3 separate regions of the Mus musculus genome follow, and regions 2 and 3 are each linked to region 1. Evidence: chromatin loops called from intact Hi-C (ENCODE). Cell type or tissue: left cerebral cortex. All regions are shown on one strand.

Region 1 (8,000 bases):
ACACATACAAATAATTTAATTTTTTTTTGGGGGGGGGGGGCAGTGGTAGAACACACCCAGCACTTGGGAGGCAGAGGCAAGTGGATTTCTGAGTTCGAGGACAGCCTGGTTTACAGAGTGAGTTCCAGGACAGCCAGGGATACAGAGAAAAACCTGTCTAGGAAAAAAAAAAAAAAAAAAAAAGATTGTGTGGATATATCTGTAGAAATATCAGCCCTTTAAAAAAGAGTAATAAAGGCGGGAAAGATGGTTCAGAGTTTAAGAGCAGAGGCTGCTCTTCCAGGACTTGGGTTCAATTCCCAGCACCTACATTGCAGCACCTACATGGCATCCTGTTAATTCCAGTTTCAGGATATCCACAGAGGCATGCAGGCAAAACATCAATGGGCATGAAATATTAATTATAAACAACCCAGAAAATAAGAACCCACCTGAACATATATTATTATCCATTTTAAATTTAACGCATCATCAACCTGGCTTTGCTTCTGTATGCCATTCTTATAGTGGGTGTCCAACGTTGCTGCCACCTACAACTGGGGTTGTTTGGTACCACAGCTTTCCTAGCACATGCAAGACCCTAAATTCTACCAAATATAAAGCATTTCCACCCTAGACTCCTTGGGAAAGGAAAGGATTTTCCAAGACAAGTAAAGTATTATAAATGTGGGAAAAGGAAAAACAAGGCAACTAACAACTTCAATTCTCCCTTCAGAGCTGTAAAATACCACCATGTTTATTTAACAAAGGAAAAGCAAGCTAACTCTTGGAGACATTCTCACTACCTAGTCCTGGCTGGCCTGGAACTTCCTGTATAAACCAAGATGGCCTCAAACTAAGATATGCATGCCCACCTCTGCCTCTGCCTCCCAGTGCTGGGGGTTAAAGGTGTGTACCAACCATGACAGAAGACAGCAATCATTTCATTTGACCATTTTTTGTGCTAGAGATCTAACCCCCTGAGACTTTGTCCATGCCAAGAAAGCACTCCAGCACTGAGCTACCTATTTGCAGCTATAATTGTAGTACAACTCTGTTTCTGAACTTTATGAGGTTAACTCCCTTTCTGCGGTCTTGGGGTAGTCTTGGGTATGTTTTAGAGAGGGTCTCATATTTCCAGCTGCTGGCCTTCTACATGCTATGTAACAGGATGACCTTGAACTCCTGACCCTCCTCCTTAAACCTCCTAATTCAATACCATCGGGCCCAGTGTATTTGGAGATAGGGACTGAAAACAGGAATTCCTGTTTGCTAAGACAAAACAACTGAGCCACACAGGGAGCAGGGAATGTTTGAGAAGGTTTTTTATGGAGCCCAGAAGGGCATGAACTGGGACTGGATATGTAACTAAAGATGACCTTTAACTGTCTCCACTTTACAAGTCTGGAATTAGAGGAATTTGAAAAACTTGATCCCTAAACAGATTAGGTTAAGCTGGTGACACAACTCTGTCCACAGGGAAAGGTAAAGTCTTCCAAACAAGCCTTAAGTTCTGAATTCAACACCAAGTAAAGATGAAAGTGCAGAGTCAGCATTGTCCTGTGATTTCCACATGTGAGGATGTCATGGCATGTGCTATTTTTAACATTATTATAACTCAGGGGTACAAATTCTGCTAAAGTCATCCTGAACACCAGTCTGATCATTGGATTTTGAAGTGTCTGCTCCTATCTGGTATCAAGCTAAGATCAAATGGCCTGGTTATCATCCCCTACTTCCCCTAAGAATAACCATCTACAGGAATGATGGCAGAAAATACACACTGGGGGAAACATGCAACTGTTTTATTGTCCAAGTGAATTGGGGCTCTGAAAGGCACCCTTTTCCAGTTATCTAAGGTACTGTAGTGGGAGTCATGCCCAACACAATTAAGACAGGATTATATTTCAATTTATGAGGTTCTCAAGGATGTCATTTAATAAGAAATATAATACTAGTTTCTCCCAAAGCCTTCCATCTACAATCACACTCAAACTCTTGGCTAAGGCAATAAACTAAATCGAAGGCATGTAAAGCTTTTGAGACCAATTGCAGGAAGCATGCTACCTTCCACCAGCCAGCTCAAGTAATAATGCCACCTTCCACTTACAGCGGCACACTGTTTTCTATCTTCCGCCCACATAATCTCAGTAACTTAGTAAAGTGACAAAAGCAGCTGTGACTTTCCACTTTGAACCACTGATTCTGTTAAGAACTAAGCCCAGTGGATCTCTAAATCAAGTGCTCTTTGGAGTCCTTCCTCTCCGGAGTCCCCAAGATACAGTAAGGAGCAGATGACTGGGCACAGACAAGACAGCTCTTGCCCAAAAACAAGGAAAAGCTTAAGGCAACAGCTGATGCTATGCAACATCCCCTTCAAAGTTATCATGCCACCTCCTGGAAAGGCACCCCAACGCAACAAAGTAACAAAATCCTCAAACTCCAACCATATAGAAGGTTAAAAAAAGCTCTTCCTAAATGCAATTTTCTTTCCTTTCACTAGCATGGGTGTGAGTGGGAATTACAGTGATACGTCCCACAATCAAAAGACCTAGAACTGTGGAGTGAAAATATTCCTGTTAAGGAGCCTCACCCCTGCTCTCCTGCCCCTAAGTAGTTTGAGAAGGTTCAAGGGCACTCGGTGAGGGGTAAAAGGCTTCCCAATGCTCACCTGCTGGGACCTGGAACACTGACTCAGAGCGGAAGGTCCAGGTCGGGCACATCCCTCACAGGCCCTTGCCTCCTCCCACGCCCCGCACCGCACAGCACAGCACCGCACTCCCGGAGCTCCTACTCAGGCAGCGCCTGGAACCTCCCGCCCGACTTTTGACAGCACGGAGGAAAGGAAGGTTCCACTGGGCTGTCCCTTTGTGACGTCACAATGACAACAGACAGCGGCAGCTCGCGAAGGGGGAGAACCGAGGACTCAAAGCCACTGGGGGCAAGGGGCGGAGAGAGGACGTGACGGCCCGGATGGGGGGTGCAAAGGCGCAAGGCAAAAGAAGGCCGCGGGGAGGGGAGGGGGCGCGCTGACGTCTCTCCTGCTTAACCTGTTGCTCGAGACTGCGCTGGAGCCCGCGGGCAGGGCGGCGTAAGAGCTGAGCCTTACGCGCGGCGGGGGGCGCCCGAGGCATCTTTCCCTTCCTCACCCCCACCACCACCACCCCCTAGCCTCACTCACCCAGCCCGTCCCGCCCCGAGTCAGCACGCCGAGCCACCCGCGAGCCCCACCCACCCGCCCAGCCAGAGCACAACCCGGAGTCTGCCCCCTACAGGCCGCCCGCGCGCCCGCGGCCCGAGCCCGGGCTACGGCCCAAAGCGCTGTGGGCCCCGTGCACCCTCCCGGCCGGCTGCGTCCGGAGCACCGCGTGAGCAGACTCGGCTCCCGCAGCAGCAACTCACGCTCTGCCTCGCACAGCCACCGCCGGCTTGCGGCCGGATGTCCAGACTCCACAGGGTCCGCTGGCCTCCAGCAAAAAAAAACAAAAAAACAAAATGCCTACCCACGGTGTTCTCCAACTTATCGGGGTCCGGGATAGGGTGGGGGTTCTCGTCCCAAGTTCTACCCCATATCCTTTGTGGCTACGTCAGGAGACATGCTCTGGGAAGGAGTCCACGCTCCAAGGCAAGGCTGTGTGTCCATGCAGTTTCTACACATCGAGTTTAAACTAGTCCTTTGCGCTTTACCCGGCCCACTGCAATGCGGATGTATTTTAATTCTTAAATTCCTTATGGAGTAGGCTTTGTAAGTTGAGCTTCATTTAATCTTACGTTTCTTTCAAGTTAAGTTTACGTGTATAGATTAGGATCAGCTCTCCGGGAGAAATTCAGGTTTTCCATTAAATGTGTGTGTGTGTACACATTTAACAAAACCACTGCCCAGAAGGTCATCTCCCATTATACACTCCTCTCTAACCAAAAAGGAAAAATATTAAGACCAAATCATCGACCCTAGTTAAATAAAACTTTCTCATAGGGTCGCATTGTTCTTTATTTATCTTCAAGGGCCTTTTTTTTTTCTGGGGGAAAAAAGTGTACTTTGCTCTAAAGCATACGCAGCTAACCACCGGATCACTCGAGTGCATATTTGGTTAATCCCCTGGTTTCCCTCTCTACTCCCTCCCCCCAAACTTACAAAAAAAAAAAAAAAAAAAAAAAAGCCACTACACAAAACAAAAACACTCCCTATGCCAAGCAAGACGCTGCTATACTGTGCACAAAACAAACCTAACCATCACAACCCAATCTCAGAAACCCAGTTTTCAGGGAGAAATTATTCGTATTAACATGCATTCACTCAGGCACACATATACTTTTACATGAGCTATGTTTTTCCCCTCAAACTAGAAACCATGAATCTTTAGAACCAAAACCAGCCTCTTTATAAAAGTCAATACCAATAAATGCATTCCCAGTAACATGATTCCCAACTGGGTCATGTTGCAAGCTAGATAAGCCAAAAGGGCCACATATATTAAATGATGTGCCAGTGCTAGAAGATCGCCATAATCGTACTCTGGATTGCAACTTAGCTTCCAACACACATACCTTACACGATTTTCCAAATAACACTAATAACAGGCTCATTTGTATGCAAAGTGCAATATGGGACCAAATCCGCCCGAGAATGCAGTTAGATCACTGCGGGGGCCCCCACACACAGAACCCCAACCTCCACCAAAACCCCTTGCCTTTCACCAAAACTACATCAACGTTGTGTCATTCGAGGTCAATTTATATACTTGAGGTATCTCTACACCAGTCTGTTTTCTCAACCAAACTAGGCAGACACGACTTTGCCTGAAAAGCCCTTTCGGAAAAGAAAGAGCTTTATCGGACGCTGTTTAAAACCTTTCAGCTGCAGAATTATCTATAAACTTGACATTCACAACCATCGCTTAAAACTGCAAGCCAAAGGATGTGTTGTTAAGAGCACTTACGTATTTCTTCTGAATGATATTCCTCTTGGGTCTTTCCTTGCTCATTCTGAGATCCAAATGCTGATTGCAAAAGGGGACAATTGCTTCATGAATTTAAAGCCGTCAGAAATTTGCAAAAAAATATCCTGGTGGTTTTTATTGTTGTTGGTGGTGGTTGATCTTGTAATCCGACTTTTCTTCCTCTTCCCCCAAAACCAGATTCGCCTTGAAATAAATCCGAAATTGAGAAGGATAAAAGAAAAAATATAAAAAGAGCCAAAGACGAGCGAAGCAAACAAGAAAAATTCACTTTAGTAAAACACTCATAATGGAAAATTTCCCCCGAAACATACAACAGACACAAAAAAAGAAAAGAAAAAAAAAGAAGAAAAAAAAAAAAACCGACGCCCTTCACTCCCCCCCTTTTTCTTCCAAAAACTACATCAGCGAAACGTGAAGGTCCTTAGTATCTGATCTGTAGTTACATCTTGAAGAAGAAAAAAGGAAAAGATAAATTTAAAATGTTGGAAGTCACGTTTGTGCTGCAGCAGCAGTGCGAGCAGAAGAGTCAACTCCAGCGGCGGCGGTGGCGGCGGCAGCACCACAGCGGAGGGCTCGCCGAGTCTCTTTTTTCCAAGCCCCTTAACCAATGAGAGAGAGGCTAGCCAGCCCAACTTTAAATGGACTCTGCTTTTATACAAGTTAGGGCTCCTCGGCTAATTCGCCACCTCCCGCCAGCCGAAAACTCCCACAGCTGAGCCCCCCGCACGCCTGCCTAACCTCTGCCCACAAGCCCCGGCCCGGTGCGGAGAACTCCCGCAGCCCCGTCGACGAGACCCCGGAAAGGCCTCCACGAAGCCTCTGCGGGCCGCCCGTCAGGCGCCTCTCCCACGCCGAGCCCAGTCGTGGAATTGAGAGAGGCTCCCTAGCTCAATGCATGGCACGCTCGGTCGCTCCACCTCAGCCCCTTCCCCCCCCCCCCCCCCACCCGCAGTCCGCTCACCCAACAGTCGCCGCATGCAAACCTTCGCCACTGCCCTCACGTCTACCTGCAGCCGGGCAGCTGGGTACCAGTGCCCCAGGACGCCCGGCCCGGGGGAGAGCCGCCTATTCCCGGGGCACCTTAGAATAGTCCCCTTGATCTTCTGGAAGTTGTAGTCCCTTGACTACAAAATGGCTATGGCCACGGAAGCGAAGAACTACAATTCCCAGCGTGCCCCACGCCTCCTGTCACTCAACTCCCTTTTCCCCGATCGCTTCCCCCTCCCCCTTCCCCGGGCCCTGCCAACAAACGCTTGGACGTGTCCCGCGTGCGACACTGCTAGAGGCTGGCTCGGGATTGGCCCGCGGAGCGTGTGGTCCGGGAGCGAGGAACTCCCCACGCCGGCCCCGCCCCCCAGTCCCCTCCCCGCGGGGGCCGCCCTCCCGGCCCGGCCCGGCTCGGCCCGGCCCCGCGCGCCCCGCCCCGCCCCCACCCCGGGCGCGAACCGCCTGTGGAATCGAGGAATCGGCGCGCGAGAGCGCGCCCGCGGGCCCGCGAGGGCAAGCCGCCAGGCTTCCCGGGGGAAAGGCCTCGGAGCGTGGCGGCGGCGGCGGCGGGGGGCGGTGTCAGCGAGGGGTTGGAGCGGGTCCTCAGCCAAACTGGGCCACGCACCAAGAGGGATCCTCGCTCGGTGCGAACTCGCTGATCGGCAGCGCCCGCTTGCTTCAGCCGTTGCCGGCGGTGTCACCTCAGGACAAGCGCCCGTGTGCCGAGCAAGCGGGCGGCCGCTCGGCCGCCGGGGTGGTCCGAGGTCACGGCTCCAAGCCGGCCCGCGGCCGCACGCGACCCCACGCGCGAGGCAGACGCGGCTGGGGCAGCCTCCCGGCGAAAGCTCGCGGCCTCGTGGTCGCCGGCCCGCGTGCCCGCCCCTGTCCCCGGGGCCGACGCGACCCTAGGCCGTCGCCGGTGGCTCCGAGGTGAAGCCCCGCCGTCCCTGGAGACGGTGAAGGGGGTCTTTACCCTCAGGACTAGGGCTGTCCGCGACCGAGACTCCCAACGCCGAGGTGAAACCGTGAACGGAAAAATGGAGACCGACCCCCCAACACAGGCAGCCCGTAAGGAAGCGTCTCGAACACTGAGTGCCCGAGAGCCCAATGGTCTGTGCCCCGCAGCCTTACCTGCCCCAGCCCCTGCCCTGCCCAGGCTCGCCAGTCGCTCAGATCAATGGATCGCAGGCCCTGCTGTCGCTCTCGGGGGCATTCGCAGGAACTTTAGCACGGCTCCCAGCCTCGGCGCTAATTTCCTGGTTCTAACCTATGGTCTTCAAGGTCCTGCTTTTCAAATCTGACTGGCTAGCCTCAGGGAAGCGAAAAGGCTTGGAGCCTCTCCCATCCACCTGCAGACACACATTGGCTTCTTCCTCTCTCTCCTCCCGGGCAGTCGGTTCCCAAAACAAGCACTCCCGAGTCACGACCATTCCACTGTTAGTCGCAACAGGGCAACTTAGTCATGGTGTCTAGAAGGTTCTAAAAAAGCGAGTTAACACCTATGGATTCAGAGGTCACAGTGGCCACTTCAGACAAGTTGAGCGATGGCTTTCCTAAGCTGCTCAGTTTCCACATCTGCAAGTTGATTCCGGCCAAAGCTTATGGAGAGGATTATAAAGTAACAAAACCCTAGTTTAGAACCATGCAGGTTATTGGACTGTTTCATGAGTTGACATAAGACACCCTTATTTTTAAAAAGTTATACCTCATTATTTGTCTTATTTTTTAAGTTTCTAAAACTCATGTTCATTTTACAAGCAGAAAAATTAATTGCCTGTGTGTCTTAAATAATGCACAAATTGTTCACTGTTTCCGTTTGGTTGGAATGATCGAATACATTTCTATTTTACAGTTCAGTTTTGACCACCCAAGTGACTTTATGGTCGTCTTGACACAAGGTGCTTTCCAAACCCATTCGGATCATTACGACCTGTACACTAGAGGTGTCTGTTTCTCCACGTCGTTATTATTTTAAACAGCTTTGTGCAAATGTAATGTCATATCTGTCAGACCCCAGTCAATTAAATAAGAACAAAGGTGAGTTTCTGGTGGTTTCTCTGGACAAGTTTGGGG
Region 2 (8,000 bases), 250 kb before region 1:
GAAGAAGAGGACCAGCCTGAACGAGCTGCAGGGGCAGCTGCAGCAGCTGCCCGCTCTCCTGCAGGACTTGGAGTCTCTGATGGCAAGCCTGGGTAAGTGTGGCCTGTGTGTGAGAGCAGTTTCAAAGCCCTCCAAGAATTCATCAATTCTCAGCTATTGCTTTGAAAATAATAGTGCATTCTTATTGTTATATAGAAATGTATTCATTTCTAAAATTTACCACTAATGCTTTCTGCCTACAGTAAGCTAAGGAAATAATTTTAGTTTTGTTGCTTTGTGTGTGTTACCTATTTGCCTATGTCTGCCCAAATGTTTGTATGCATACAGGTGCTTCTGCATATGGAGGGGAGTCAAGTGGGGTGGGGGTGGGGGTGTTGTTCCTCCAGAGCTCTTGGGATGTTTCATTATGACTTTGAAACAGTATCTCTCATTTTGCCATGATACTCACTGGTGAGGCCAGCCAATGGGCCCCAGGGATCTGCCTGTTTCTGGCTCCTTAGTGCCATGATTAGAAGCAAGATATTTTGCTTGGCACTTTATGTATGTACTGGGGATCCAACTCAGGCCGATCTTCTTGCTTAAGCTACAAGCATTTTGCTGGCTGAATCAGCTTGCCAGCCTTTGTTGATCTTTTTTTAAAATAACTCAAGACTGTCATTAGGTCTTTTGTTTAAAAGTGTAAGTTGAATGAATGAATGAATGAATGAATGAATGAATGAATGAATGAATGAATGAATTGGACTTACAGTAACTATCCTGGCCAGAGGATGTCCTCCAAACATTGCTTTTAGAATTTAGGCTTTCAGAAATTCATGTCTTACAGTATGTTTTTACCCTTCAGGCGATAGACATGAGGTCAGATGAGTTCTGCTGCATTTGAAGTTTGTGGAAGTTTGTTTTCTTCATTTTTCATTTGGATGGGTTTATATTCAGAGAATTATCTGTTGTGTTTGATGCATGTACACATGAAGGTAATATTGTGGGTCACTGCTCTCAAAGGACAAAATTAGAACAACGTAAAGATCACAAAATGGCTTTACTTTTTAAATTCTAAATTGTAATTTATTTTAATTCTAAAATAGAACACTATTAGTTTACTAGTGCTTTTACAGACAAAAAAGAAAGTAAGGAAATACAAACAAAAATTAAAATGTATTAGTCATTTCAAAATTATTTTGCCAGGCAGGGACAGGGAGGCAGGTCCTTGAATTGCCTTACTAGGTCTAGCAAACAAAGCGATAGGTTTCATTATGTTATTTCCATATCTCGTACTATGCTTATATCTATCCTTACGACTGTCGTTCTGTCCTTCCTTCTTTCTCTGGAGAGAGAGACAGGAAAGTGTAGCATATTTCCTTTCACAAGGGACATGTGTGTGTGTGTGACACAAAGGTGGAAGGGACCGTTGGGTGTGGGTAAGCTTAAGGCTGAGGGGCTGTCACCATGCTAAGAGCCAGGCTACCACTCAGTTTCACTTCAGTGCGGTGGGATGTCAGCTCGAGTGACTGGTGAAGATGCCTAGTCCAAGATGGTGGCTCCCTTTAACTTTTATTCAACACTCTTTTCTCCCTTAGCTTAAGTTTGGATGGATGCGGGGAATGGGAACTGCATGCACAGAAGATAACTCTTCATGCAGTCCCGTGGGGAGCAGAGCACCTTTCCTTCTCACCTTTCACTGTCCCCTCCTCTACAGCAGTCACCAGTGGGTCTGCAGAGAGTGATCAGCAAATCATAGAGCAGTGTTCTGTGTCCAAATAGACAGAGCTCTCTTGGACACTGTCCCTGTGACTACTGCCCGGCTGGTAGCAGCTACACGACGGAGAGCTTTGTTGGGCACTTCACAGAGACCATTTTAGTTCTTACAAGAACCTCACAAATGAGCCTTTACCATCCCTGCTCTCTACTACAGAAAGAAAGGCTGGGACTGGGTTAGGGCCTCACAGTGAGTGAGACATTAACAACACAGCTGTGCTCTGGGTGATGAGGCAGTAGGAAGGCAGCCTTCAGAAACTGTGGTCTTCATGTCCTAGGCTCTTACAGAGACCTGCTGGGCCTGAGAGTTGTTTCTGAAAGCATGACCTAGAAAGGGGACCGTGTGTCTGAGGAGAAATGTAGAACATCTGTCTCTCTGGCCCTCCTGCATTGTTCCCTTTCTGTTGGTTTTCTCCCTGTCGTTAGCAATCCTTCTAACTGGTAGACATTGCCGTTCTTAGCCACGTCCTTTCAGCTCACCTGCTCGAGCCTTTCCCAGTCACTTGATCATCGTTGTTTTATACTGACTGTCCCCTTCTTCCCACAAAGGAGAATATTTTCTCTTTGTAGTTGTTCCTTTGTTAATGCCACTTACTAGTTGTATACATTATGTTACAAGTATTTTCATAGTTATTTTTATTTGGGAATTGCAGCCTAAGTCTTTCTTAAAATATACTGTGTTTCGAGGCTAGAGATATTGAATGACTGAGAGGACGAGGAAGGATCACCACTAGTTAGAGGCCAGCCTGGGCTACGCAGTGAATTCCAGGAAAGCCTTGGCTAAGAATAAGACCATGTCTTAACAAAACAAAGCCATACCAAAAAATAGTGAATGACCATGTGAGATAGCATCTTGTCAACACAGAATATGCTCAAAGAAAGTTGTTTTGAAATTGTAACACTTTTATCTAAACAACTTAATTTCATAGAATCAGTACTGATACCATAATGGAAGCTTTATAAAACCTGGTTTTATGGGTTAGCTTTTTAAAAATGTCTTTGTCATTGATGTACTTTAGGAACTAATATTCAGTGAGCTCGGGCATCATTCTTAGGTTCTGGAAGTGTTTAGTGTTTCAAATGATAATTCATACATTATTGAGTTTCCTTTTTGATAGCTTCAAAATATTAAGTGCCCTGTCATAACCTAAAAATTTGGGCATCATCTCACAAGGCTTAACTAGTTAAACAATACCAAAATTTAAATGCAACTTAGAAGAAAATAGTAACTGACCTTAACTGTGATTTTTTTTAAAGTGTGTGTGTGTGTGTGTGTGTGTGTGTGCGCACGCGCACATCCCCATTTGCCCTCCCGTGACTACATTCATGAGTTTGAGTGTGGGCATACATGCTGTGGTGTGCATGTGGAGGTCAGAGGGCAACCTTGAGTGTCTCTTCCCACTTTCCTTCTGTCTGTGTTGGCCTAGCTGGCCTGTGAGCCTCCGGTGATTCACTAGTCTCTACTGCCCATTTCCCTGTGGTAGTGTTGGGGTTACAGATGGGGACTGCAGTGTTTGGCTTCTAAAATGGGTTCTGGAGATCTGAGCCTAGGTTCTGAACGGAGAGCTCTAGCCAATGGCTATCTTATTATCCCAACTTTGACTTTTGTTTTCCTGGCTCTGTGGGATGTAATACATTATCCACTCGTTCTCTCCATTTTCCAGGCATCGTACATCTTTTGGTCTTGGCATTGTTTTCTGGATGATCTGCCTTATAAGAGTAAGGGATCTATATTATGTCATGATGCTTTCAGCTGTGCTAGCCTGTGGCTTAATAAATAGGAGTCTTGGAAACCTAGCCCCTCAGGAATTGTTAAGTAGCAAAGGCTAATCCATTCTTATTGATTTTTTTTTTTTTTTTTTTTGGATGTGGTCCATCTAGCTTACAAATGCTTGTTTAATTGATAGCTACTGGTAAGACTGCGATTTAGGAAATAAAGATAAAGGTATGCTGGAAAGTGAGAAACTGGATGTGAACTCTGATCTCTGAGACAGTGTTCCTTGCTTCGTTCTCTGCTACAAATGAAGATCAGGATAAACTGGCCCTCCATGCCTGCAGTAGGTTCTGCATCCATAGATTCAGCCAACTGGACACAGAAAATATTTATTTAAAATTGCTTATATTGAACACATATACAATTTTTTCCCCAATCATGTCATTTCCTAAATAATGCACTACAGGCATTCACATAATATCTTCTACATTGTATTTGGTATTTTAAATCATCTGTGGGAACCAGTCCCCCAGGGACCTGCTTGTGAGGGTAGTTGGAGGATTAACTGAGATGACAATGTCAACTCACTTAGCACAGTGCCTACTATGTCTCTCCTGTGTACTGTGGCCCTGCGTACTGTGCTCTAGAGCAAGCCTGAGTGTCTGCCATGAGGGGACTGACAATCTACTAGAAGTTTGTCTAACTTGGCAAATTTACAAAATCTTTCTTTCTTTCTTTCTTTTTGTAACAAAAGATGGATACTATGTAGTTTAGATTGGGAGACAAAACCATGATATTAAGTGTTGGAAGATGAGGGCTGGGATGTAGTTCAGTTTGTAAAGCTTTTACCTAGAATGCAGGAAGCCCCGGGTTTCAACCGCTGTCTAGCATAAATCAGCAGCCAGCGTCGATGCACAGCGCAATCCCAGCACTTGGGAGGGAGAGGCAGGGGAATCTGAAGTTCACAGCCGTCCTCTGCTACCTGTGTTACATGAGACTCATCTTTTAAAAGATCCATCCAAATGTGACAGGATAAACAGCGTAGTAGTTTGTGCATCGAGAAATGCTTTTAAGGATAAAACAGAGTTCGTATTAGATGAAATAGTCACTATGTACTCTAATCAAAGACTAGGACATATGAGTCCAGAAAGCACTGTATTGTTATTGCTAGGCATGGTGCTTCATGCATATATTTAGGAAGCTAAATATATTCATTCCAGTATTTAGGAAGCTGAGGTAGGAGGAGGGCCTTGAGTTGCAAGCACCTGGGCCAAAGGGTGAATTTGAGTTTCAGTTCAGTGTGATCTGGTGAAGTAGGAAAAAAAAATAAAAAACCCTTCACTTATTGAGTTCTCTTGAATTTCCACTAGAGGGCAGTCTAATCATGTTCCTTTAGCAAATTTAAACTGTCAAGGCCTTGTCTTTCTGTTTTTTCTATTACTTAATTTTGTGTGATCTGCTTGAAGATTGTTCCTTTGTCTACAATAGAACAGTCCACTAATTCTAAGATAGGTAGCAGCCATATATTGAGTTTCTGTGTTGCTTTTGATGGGTCTTCTATCACTGTGTGGCTTTCTCTATATAGACTGTGAGAGCATCTAGTAGGAACTTTAATGGCTGTGTTTCACAAACCAGATCAGCTTGCCCAAGTTCCTTCCAGGGTTAGTCCCATCACAGGGTACAGCAACTCTCTCGGCACCTTTTTAGTCTACTATGAGAATCTCATTTGTTCTCTAATGGCTTTTGCAAGTTAATGCACCTTTTAAAGATTCCTTATTAGCATATCATCATTACTGTATTGCCTCAGTACATAAAAGTGGGGCGCAAGCATTTGAAGAGTTTTCCATTTTTTAGCTCCTGGCCCCTATGACCTATGAGTATGCAGACAAAGAAGACACCTTTGTTCTGTGAGGCTAATTATTTTGATTAGAAAGAAGCTCATTAAATGTGAAATAATCTTAGTATGCTACTTCAATCTTCACATCTCAGGCTGTACTACGTACGGATCATATCTACTTGAAACAAATGGCACAAAGGAAAATTGCAGGCTGAATTGTTCCCCTCTGGGGTGGTCTTCTCACCAAGATCTGTGGAGCTCTTTCTTGCACAGCTGTCAGGCATTCCCAAGTGGCTCTCACAGTGAAATTCCCTGTTGTCTCCACCAGTCACTTAAAGAGACATGCTGTTAGAGTGAGCAGGATGCTGAGAGAATGCTGAGGCTTGACTTCCTTGTCTGTGGAGCCTTGCTAGTGTGTGTGTGTATTCTAAGTTGTACATTTACTCATTTGTGTAGCTGGTATTGTAGCAGGTGAGTAGGTTGTATTAGGGTAGTTAAATTTCTGCAAATTTAAAATAAATATTTGGAATACATATCATGTATCTATTCATGATAATTTAATTAAAAAGGTATAAATGTAACATTTTTTCCTATACTTTACTGACTTGGTTTGGTGTGAGTTGGAATGCAGAGTTGGTGCAGTGGCAGCTGTTTGTCCTCCTGGCAGGTGAGAGGCAGAGGAAGACCATCCTTGACCATGAGTACAGAGCCAGCTGGGCAGCCTGGAACCCTGTCTCACTAAACAAAAGGAAGACTTGACATGGAACAATTCCCACTGCCTTTTCTGCTCCAATTTAGGATCAGGTGGTAAAGTTTGATGCGACTAGGAAGGTAGCATCACGTGACTTAATGTTTCCTAAGTCCTCTGTTTTAAGTTAGTCTTTTACAAAGTTTGACATAAGTTCTTAATTTAGATTAATATGAATCATAGAATAATAAAATCGCCAGAATTTTGTTGAATTCCCCAGGCTACCCAGATTAAGTGTTAGGCAATACAAAGACACAGGATGCAGTATTTAGACCTTAGCTGACTCCTGGGGGGGATGAAGGAACAAGTAGCCACAGAGTGTCAGTGAGGTGAGTCTTCATGAAGTCTAGAAGCATGGATAAAAATACAGCCAATGTCTGGGCCAGGGCTAGCATGGAGCCTAGTGTGACACTGGGGATAAGGAGGGAAGGAGGGAGTGGGGAGGAAGGTAGGGAGGGAGGAGGGAGGAGGAGAAAGGGGCAATCAGAGCAGCCCCATCCCAGCCACAGCCGGAATGGAGGCAGGGCACACAGGGTTCTTGTTGAAATGGTCAGTTTGGTTATAAAGTAGAATGTCAGCTGGATGGTGTGGTAAGATTGTAACAGTAGACTGTGGCCAAAGGTTGTAACCCTGTAAGCCAAGTTAAGAAGCCTAATTCCAGTGTGAGAGGAGTCAGGAAGCTTGAAGCTTTTCAAAGGGGAAGACACAAGTGAGGATCTGGTGGTAGGAACAGAGTGACCCAGAGTGACCCACCCAGACAGCTTTAGTCTATGTTTCTTGTTTTGCAGTTTGTTGGTCTATTCAGGAGGATATTCTTTCAATTTTTACATGTGTGGGCATCTGCCTGTTGTATATCATGCACCACATGTGTGCCTAGTGCCCATGGAGGCCAGAAGGAGTCAGATCCTCTGGAATTGGAGTTACTGACAGTTGTGAGCCACCATGTGGTGCTGGGAACCAGACTTGGTAGAAAGAACAGGAAGATGCAGAAAGGAACATCCAGGCGATGTCCTCTTCTCACGAGCTGGGTTTACCTGGTCCGTGTCACTAACTAAAGAATACAAGCACAATTTGAACCTAGAAAAGAATTCTACCCACATTAATTGGCTTGCCTAAGGATCAACGCATTAGATATCTGGCTATTTAGCCTATAGTCAGCCAGCAGCACTATAATGTAAACTTGGAGATTGCCATATATAGGAGACACAATTGAAAACAAATTTCCAATATAGAGTAACTTTTGACTCTAATTTTTAACTATTTAAAATTTATTTCCCCTCATTATATAGGATCCTAAGTCTAAAAACAGCCTGAGGTATAGTTTGTAGCTATGTGAGTTTACTAGAGAAAAAGGGAATGCTACTGATATTTTGATTAATTTATCTATAACATTCTTATCCAGAGCTCTTACGTATTACATCATGAACATTACTGGTCAGCAGAATTCTCTTTTGGTCAGATTTTGAGATAGTTTCTGTAACATAGTGCTGTTCTTCTCGAAACCCCAAGCCGCCGCCCACCGCCACCGCCTCCTCCGCCTCCTCCTCTTCCGCCTCCTCCGCCTCCTCCTCCTCCACTTCCTCCTCCTCTTCCTCCTCTTCCTCTACTTCCCAAGGGCTGGGATTACAGGCATTTTAATGAGCCTGGCAGCTTTTTTGGTGTCTTGTTTTTGTTTTTTAAGACAAAGCCTCACTATGTAGCTCTGGCTATCCTAGAATTCACTATGTGACACAGCTGGACTCAAACTCACAGAGTTCTGCCTGCCTGTGCATCACAAGTGCTTGGGATTAAAGGCACATGTCACTATACCCCGCTGTGTGTGTGTCCGCACATGTGCATATGCATGTGCATTTGTGGTTGTGGTTAAGATGGGGTCTTGCTCAGACTTGTCTTTTTTTTTTTTTTTTTTTTTTTGGGTTTTCTCTGTATAACCCTGGCTGTCCTGGAAC
Region 3 (8,000 bases), 53 kb before region 1:
CTATCCTTAAATTCCCTTGTGCCACCTGTTAGGGTTTAGACATTGCTCATAAAAAGATCAGCCAAAGTGAGCTAGGGATTCTTAACTTGCTGCTTGTTTGAAGTTGGCTTCAGTCACGGGATTAATGCAGATGTTTCCTGACACTTGGCCAAAAAATATTGCTCAGGATTTGGTAAGAAACTAATCCTTGAAAGAGTCATTAAACACTTAACATTAAACATTTCTCATGCTATTATTAAAAAACACTAAATGAACTGGGTGTGGTAACTCACACCTTTAATCCCAGCACTTGGGAGGCATAAATAAGCAGGTTCATTTCTAAATTCAAAGCTAGCTTGGTCCTAGGCTAATAATAGGTCCCAAGACAGCCAGTTCTGTACAGTGAAACACTGTCTACAATATAGCCTCTTATACCCAGTAATATATTGAACATGCTAATTGTTCACAAAGTACATCCATTACCTAAAATCTACAATTCCAAAGGCAAGAGGTCCACGGAGGTGTGTGTGTGCAGAAGAAAAAAAAATGTCCATTTGTGTCCAAGTCTTTAATCCGTGAGCGCAAAATACCAAATCATTATATAATTCCACACTATCTTTGATTCTTCTAAAATTATGTTTAATTTTTTGTTGTTTTGAGGGTTTTTTCGTTGAGTTACCCAGACCAACCTTGAAATCCTGGTCCCGGGCAGCTGTGCTATCCCAGACTGAAAGGTGCACTACTGCACCAGGAATCCATTTACTATACTACCCAACAGGAGCTATGAAGATTTGTCCATCCACTGCGCAATATACTGCAGTATACATTGTTTTATCAAGAACCCCTTCTAAGTAGACTGCTCTTATAGCTCACATCTATTACTAACTTTCTCCATCTTTAACTGTTATTAATACAGCCATTGAAATCAGAATAGTACAGCAAACACAGCAAGAAAGAGACATGAGACAATTTATGAAATACACTAACCCTGACCTATGAGCAGACAGCTGAGTTGGACACTTAGAAGGAAGAGGCTGATGGATCTCTGAGTTCCAGGCCAGCCTGGACTACACAAATACAAATAAACAAGAGAAAGAAATGAGTCAGAGCACAGGTGAAGTATGTTTCATGATTTGGGAAAGGGGGGGACCACTATTTCCTGTTCAAGCAAACTTTATTGCTGTAGCCCACAAATCTTAAGTATTAGTAGCCTTGGAAAATGCACTGCAAGAGTCCAAGCACCCTCGTTGCCAAAATTAGCAGGTATGTCACTAACGGAATCTTATCATTTCTGAGGCTAAAAATATAGCTCACAGATGAACGAATTAACATGTGCAATGCCCTAGAGAATCCATCTCCAGCAGGGTGAGAAAATTTAGCAATGTACCACTATATGCAAAAACACGGAGGACGACACACGTGGGGACACATGCTTATGCACGTATGCACATATGCACACATGAATTCATGTGCACACACACAGGTGACTGTGTTGATGTTATGATTGGTAAAGGGCCAGGTTTTCTATGACTGGTAGTGTTTAGAAGTGAAAATGTTAAGAGATCTAACATAAAATCTTACAGAGATCTAATTATTTTCTTTTTTTTTTTTTTTTTGAGTTTCTGGCACATTCATTTTACTTAGAATACACTACTACAAAACACCACCTTGTACAGTCAACACGTATACAGCCTGCATGAATCAGTTACACTGCCTCCTGTTACTAAATTTAAACTCTAAAATTTTGTAATGGCCAAACAAAACTGACAAATGAACCAACACCACAAAGTTGCTACACACTACATATCATATTTTATATGCAAGCTTAAAAAAAAAAAACAAAAGTATCATATTCTTACGAAACTACTAAAGACTGCTCTTGATTTTTATTTTCATATGCAATGTGACTTACAGACCATGTGGCAAATTCTTCCAATGAAATACAGAGTAATTATTCCCTATATTATCCTTTCTGAATAACATCTAATCTAGAAACTCAAGATAGTTTCCTGATTAGATAAGGAGGAAGCATTTTATGTCATTAGCTATACAGTTTCATCTTGTTTAAGGACTTCATTGTACATAATGAATACCAGATGAGCTTAAAGCACAGTAGGTTTCCAAAAAACCTCCAAATCATCAGATTTGGAGGCCATCGGATAGTGAACAGTCAGACTATACCTACTTCAACCCACTTACACGATAGAAACCCTTGCTTCCCCCAGCCAGAAAGCCACCCTAAATTAGTAATACACTGCACTTGGATTCTTCCTATTCCTATCCTTGTGTCCCATGAGCTGCATAATTAAATGCAAGGCTTCTCTGTTTTAAATCAGACTTGTTGGAGGCTTGGATCAGCACCAAAACATTACCTACATCTTAAATACTATGTCCTGGAATGTGAAGAAAATTAAACAACAGTGCCATTTCCCAGTCCCAGTCATGTATTTCTAGGACCATAGCCTATTTATTTTTTTGCCCATTAAGGTTCATCTGGATAAGTAGTCACCCAGAAGAAGGTAGTTTCTACCTAAAAAGGTGTCATCTTTGAATCTGAAACATTTTGAGAAAAAAATCTAAGCCAATGAGAGGAACTAGTGACCTAATAAATACTAGCTGGTTTTTATACTAAGAGAGCTGTCTCCTCTGGTGAAAATAATCAAACCACAGTTACCCCAATTCATTTTCTAACCATTTCTTTTTTAGCTCCCAGCAGTTCCAATAAACAGCCAGTAGCCTGAACTTTTCAGAAATAAGAAGGTAAGCAATGAAGCTAAGCCAAGAACTTTATGACTGCATAGAATTTAAGTACCCTGAACGTTGACTAGGGAGGATTTTACCCCATGAAGCTAAGTAGGGGCTAGCTCTTCTCTTGATATTTATTGAATATCAAATATCATTCTTCTTAAATTTAGTCTGGAAAGCACTGTTATTTCATGCTACATAGTGAATATCTAGTGCCATCACAGACACATAAAAGATGTGAGAACTACAGCGCCACCAACATGAAACCTTCCTGTGTCTAGAAACAGAAACATCTGTGCTTGCACACCAATGTCCTCGATATAGACGATTCTGAATTCTATGCCACTGTATAATACGGTAGCTATCTCTTCTCTTCTGTTAGGAACTATCCTATTCTCTAAAGGATAAAGAATCATACTCTTCTCCAGGCCTGTGCTGGAGGGACGGTTAAGAGCACTGGCTGCTATTCCAGAGGACCCAGTTTCAATTGCCAGCACCCATAAAGCACAATATTACAAATGTCTGTATTCCAGCTAGCTTCAAGTGATTTGACATACTCACACAAACATTCATGCAGGCAATGCATATGAAAATACGTCTTTAAAGGCATGCACAACAAAGAAAGCAGAAATTAGTAGGAAATGCAGAGCATTTGGGATTCACGGGAGCCTTTGACCAGGCCATTATGGGTATCTAAAGTCCAGCTCTCTTCTCAATCCCCACAAACACCACACTCCTTTCTTGCCTACCCCAAAGTACCCTCTAAGATCAAAGACAGCACTTACATCCTGAGCAAGGCAGGTATCCCAAGGCATTTCTACATTTCTATTCCTTTTCCCACCCTTCACTGTCACTATTCCAGGATTTATTAAAAAAAAAAAAAAAAAAGGACAGGCCAGACCTATACAATCGCTGTACAGTTTCCCTGCTCAAAAAACGCTCCTCTGAGAGGCACTGGGGTGGTACATGCACTGTGGGAGCCACAGGAGATGTGTGGCAGAGCAAGAGAGTGGCCATTTCCTAGACTGGCCACTAAGCAGCCTCAATGTGGACTGAAAATCTCCAAGGCGTGTTTCTCCTGCTGTAAGACAGGTGGCAGCAAAATCACCAAGAAAACCAGCACCCAGCGACCTAGCCTGTTCTTAATGGATCTGTAAATTGTTCCAATGTCCAAAAAACTAAAATCCTGCTGTTTTCTGTAAACATCTCAGGAACATTTTGAGAACTCTGTTCAGCAAACACAGCTCCCCTACACTCACCTTTCAAATCTAATATGCTGCTACAGCCACTCGTCCTCCAGCTGGGCCGGAATCTCAGCTTTGTATTTGAAGTTTAAATACAAAGGCAGATCAAGATGTTTGTTTAATCATTCCTACTCTCTCACAGCTGTCATGTTTGTTTTGTTTTGGCTTTCTTTTAGCAATGCTCGAAGCCTAGAAACATCAGTAAATTCCAACACTAGAAGAAACAGACTTGCCTACCTCCCTAGTAAATTTCTCACCTCATCTGCAAGGAACACACAACACACATAACAGAATGAGAAAACATAAGCAAACATTTCTATGCTAGGACCAAGCATAGAAAAATCTCCTGTCTATCCTCAGTTCCCTGACCATCCACACAACCCTTCACTAAAGCAGTGTGCAATTGATGCCCTGATTCAGGACATCAGGGGGTGGGAAGACGAAACAAATGCCAGGGAGCCATGTATCTTCTCACAGTAGAAATTTCCACAATGAAAAACGAACCAACTAAAAAATACAGATACAGTCACGTATTAAGAATTTGCTTCTGACTGGGATAATGGCCTTTTAGTTATGTGAGAGGCAACTTGGGTAAATTGGAGGAAGAAAAGTATTACTAATTATATATACAAGATAAAAGTTATGTTCAACAGGAAAAAATACAGGTTTATTGCTGAATGTTTGTGATTTCAAACAAAAACTCCTATGGTCTTCCTGCAAATCACACATCACCTTTAAACATGCCTTAGTCAAATGACGACCTTGAGTGAGTAGTAACACCTAGTGTGTTAGTACAGGGTTTTTTTTGACTGGCCTGAGAGTTGTATCTTGCTACTTTCTCAGGTAACTTCAGAGACGATCAAGAGGTCAAAGTTGATAGCACATGACAGAATTAAAACTGATGGAACCCATAAGTATGAACCCAAACCAATACTTAAGAGCATCTTCAAGGACTCGCTCCTGGAGTCCCACAGAGGTGCCATCATGCTGAGAGATTGAGTCCACCAACCCAGACGCCATCAATGAGCCCACACTATGGACCCAACTCCAACTGAACACGAAAGCAGGACATGGGTAGCGAGTTGCCATCAAGCCAGGCTACGACATCTGGCCAGATTGGAGGAATTAGCCGAGGATCAGCTACAACTGTGTCATCTTGAACCCTCAACCAGCAGACATTAATACCCCCATCTTCATGATAAAGAAAGTCTGGCAAATACAGATTACCTCAGGAGCTAGAGGCTGCTGGAGAAGACAGGGACAACTCTGGCATGTCTGCCACACCCTGGTGCCACCCCACCTCCATAATGAATCACCGACATGGTCATTAAAGATTGTTCCCCCCCAGAGAGAGAGAGAGAGAGAGAGAGAGAGAGAGAGAGAGAGAGAGAGAAAGAATGAATGAATCTTCAAGAAGTCATTCCACACCGGGCAGTGGTGGCTCACCCCTTAATTAATGCCAGCACTTGGGAGACTCAACAAAACAAACAAACAAAAAACAAAAAAAGGCATTCCACACCAGACATTAGTCATTGAAAGACCAAGGCTACCATATGATAAAAAACCTGTGAGTCTTTATTAGGCTTTTGCATGCTTCCTTTCCTGGCTAAATGACTAACCCAAGGTCACTCACCCTCAGAGTGTGAGCTTTTCCAGACCTTTTCCCAACCAATTCACACCAGTTCTGTGGATAGCTGACATTCCTCAGAGAATGAGGTTAGCTCTTCATTCTCTACAGTCAGGAAACATGGAACTGCTTTCAATTGTTGTGTTTATTCGAAATTTGGCCTACATTTAAAAATTATTTAGGAAGAAATAGAATAAGGGTGATGAATTCTCGCTCTACCAGAAGCCATCCCAGCTGCCAGGAGTCAAAATTGGTACTGAGCTCAATCATCAGGGGCCCCAGCAGCAGCTGATGGAGCAGATGCAGGCCCACAAACACATTGGGCAGAGAGAGACCCCCAAATAGGAGATTTCCATTGGGTCCCTCCCCACAGCAGTCACAGTACTCAGATAATTACTTCTTAAAATTTAACAAGCTTCTTTCTGTAGACCTGAAAGCATTTCCACCAAGACCTCCAGTTCTCAAGATTTGCAAGTCAAAAACTCAGTAGCACAGAGAAACACCGATTGCTGTATTTGCACATTACACTCTTCATTTGACAAGTCCAGTGTTCTTTCAGCCATGGCATCCATGTCTCAGTAAGACTTGAACAGCAACTCATGGAGCTTTGGTGCAGATCAAAAGTTCAAGTTTCCCAGAAAAGTTGGATCTCTTCTACACAAGTCACCAATGCAATCTATCAAAACTGTCCTAAGCCCTACATGGGAACTGGCACTTCATGATTAAAACCCCAGGTACACAAACACCCAAAAATGCCTCATGACAGACAAGACATTGGTTCTCAATAGAGCACTGCATGAGAAAATGAGAAATTAAATGTGTGTAGACCAAGCACACACCAGCTAAAACAGAATTGGCGAAATTACACTTGCCCGGTTCCTTAAAGCTCCATTTTCCTTGTCAATCTGAGTCTACATCTGTCTATCCATCCGAAGGAAGTAAAGTAAGTAGAGAAGATAGCTGGGGAAAGAAAGCAGCACAGATCTGTACTCCCAGCACTTGGGGGTGGGTGTGTGGGGAGGGGGTCCTTAAATGACATCTTCCGCCTTCGTAGTTCTAAGACAGCCAAGGATATACAAACAAGCCGGGCGTGGTGGCACACACCTTTGATCCCAGCAGATCCCAGCAGAGGCAGGCAGATTTCTGAGTTCAAGGCCAGCCTGGTCTACAGAGTTAGTTCCAGGACAGTCAGGGATATACAGAGAAACCCTGTCTCAAAACAAAACAAAAACAAAACACCAAACAAACAAAAACAAACACACAAACAATATGGGGAAGGGAGGGTGCAGCAACTTCAAGTTCCATAGCTGCCAGTAACATTTCTAAGAAGAGAGGTAGGGGGCTGGAGAGATGGTTCAGAGCACTGACTGCTCTTGCGAAGGTCCCGAGTTCAAATCCCAGCAACCACATGGTGGTTCACAACAACCCATAACGAGATCCGATGCGCTCTTCTAGTGTGCCTGAAGACAGCTACAGTGTACTTATGTATAATAATAAATAAATCTTTGGGCAGGAGCAAGCAGGGACTGAACGAGGGGGCCTGACCGGAGCGAGCAGAGGTCCTAAATACAATTCCCAACAACCACATGAAGGCTCACAACCATCTGTACAGCTACAATGCACTCATATACATAGAAATAAATCTTAGAAGTGCTTAGAAATGGAGAAGGAGCCGGGTGTGGTGGGGCACGCCTTTAATCCCAGCACTTGGGAGGCAGAGGCAGGTGGATTTCTGAGTTCGAGGTGGCCTGATCTACAAGGTGCATTACAGGACAGCCAGGGCTGTACAGAGAAACCCTGTTTCAAAAAACAAACAAACAAACAAAAATAGGAGGGGGAGGAGGAGGAGGAGGAGGAAGAAGAGGAAGAAGAGGAAGAAGAGGAAGAAGAGGAAGAAGAGGAAGAAGAAGAGGAAGAAGAGGAAGAGGAAGAGGAAGAAGAAGAAGAAGAAGAAGAAGAAGAAGAAGAAGAAGAAGAAGAAGAAGAAGAGAAGAAGAAGAAGAAGAAGAAGAAGAAGAAGAAGAAGAAGAAGAAGAAGAAGAAGAAGAAGAAGAAGAAGAAGAGGAGGAGGAGGAGGAGGAGGAGGAGGAGGAGGAGGAGTGGAGGAGGAGGAGGAGGAGGAGAAGAAGGAGGAGGAGGAGGGTAGGAATGCAAGTTAATAACAGATTTGTTGCTTATAAATGCTACAGTCTCAAACCAAGATGAACCCACAGACTTGGTAGAAAGCTCTTTGTAAGGGAACATTGCAATCTAGGCTATGGAAAGCCCCTTAACTCAAGAGTCCTAACTCCAATGCTCCAATCTAAAGAACATCATTCTTTCCTTCCTCCCCAACCCCTATTGCGAGGGAGGCAGGCTACTAGAACAGATTAAACTTGACTGAGTTAATTTCTTTAGTTAATTTT

The links. Peaks named below come from ENCODE experiments on the same cell type or tissue, not always from the same donor. Only the 100,000 strongest peaks of a DNase experiment are listed, where the experiment ranks them.
Region 2: a loop joins it to region 1, with 3 times the contacts of the local background. A loop is called at or near these places in 7 of 42 quality-filtered maps.
Region 3: a loop joins it to region 1, with 4 times the contacts of the local background. A loop is called at or near these places in 13 of 42 quality-filtered maps.

Annotation. Positions count from the first base shown.
Region 1 is chr13:44,728,836-44,736,835 of GRCm38, reverse strand. It overlaps Jarid2 (jumonji, AT rich interactive domain 2), which reads right to left and starts at 5,565. Exons shown (of 18, transcript NM_001205043.1): 1 at 4,920-5,565. The coding sequence starts at 4,964. In left cerebral cortex, CTCF peaks have their summits at 3,081, 3,284 (motif pointing left), 5,180 and 5,380; DNase peaks (open chromatin) are centred at 5,849, 6,152, 6,899, 7,239 and 7 more places; H3K4me3 peaks cover 5,527 bases; H3K27ac peaks cover 3,538 bases.
Region 2 is chr13:44,974,833-44,982,832 of GRCm38, reverse strand. It overlaps Dtnbp1 (dystrobrevin binding protein 1), which reads left to right. Exons shown (of 10, transcript NM_025772.4): 5 at 1-92. Among named protein-coding and RNA genes, the nearest start is that of Dtnbp1, 23 kb to the left of the region's middle. In left cerebral cortex, a CTCF peak has its summit at 4,833 (motif pointing right); a DNase peak (open chromatin) is centred at 4,774.
Region 3 is chr13:44,782,285-44,790,284 of GRCm38, reverse strand. All of the region lies in intron 1 of Jarid2 (jumonji, AT rich interactive domain 2), which reads right to left. Among named protein-coding and RNA genes, the nearest start is that of Jarid2, 55 kb to the right of the region's middle. In left cerebral cortex, a CTCF peak has its summit at 3,792; a DNase peak (open chromatin) is centred at 3,801.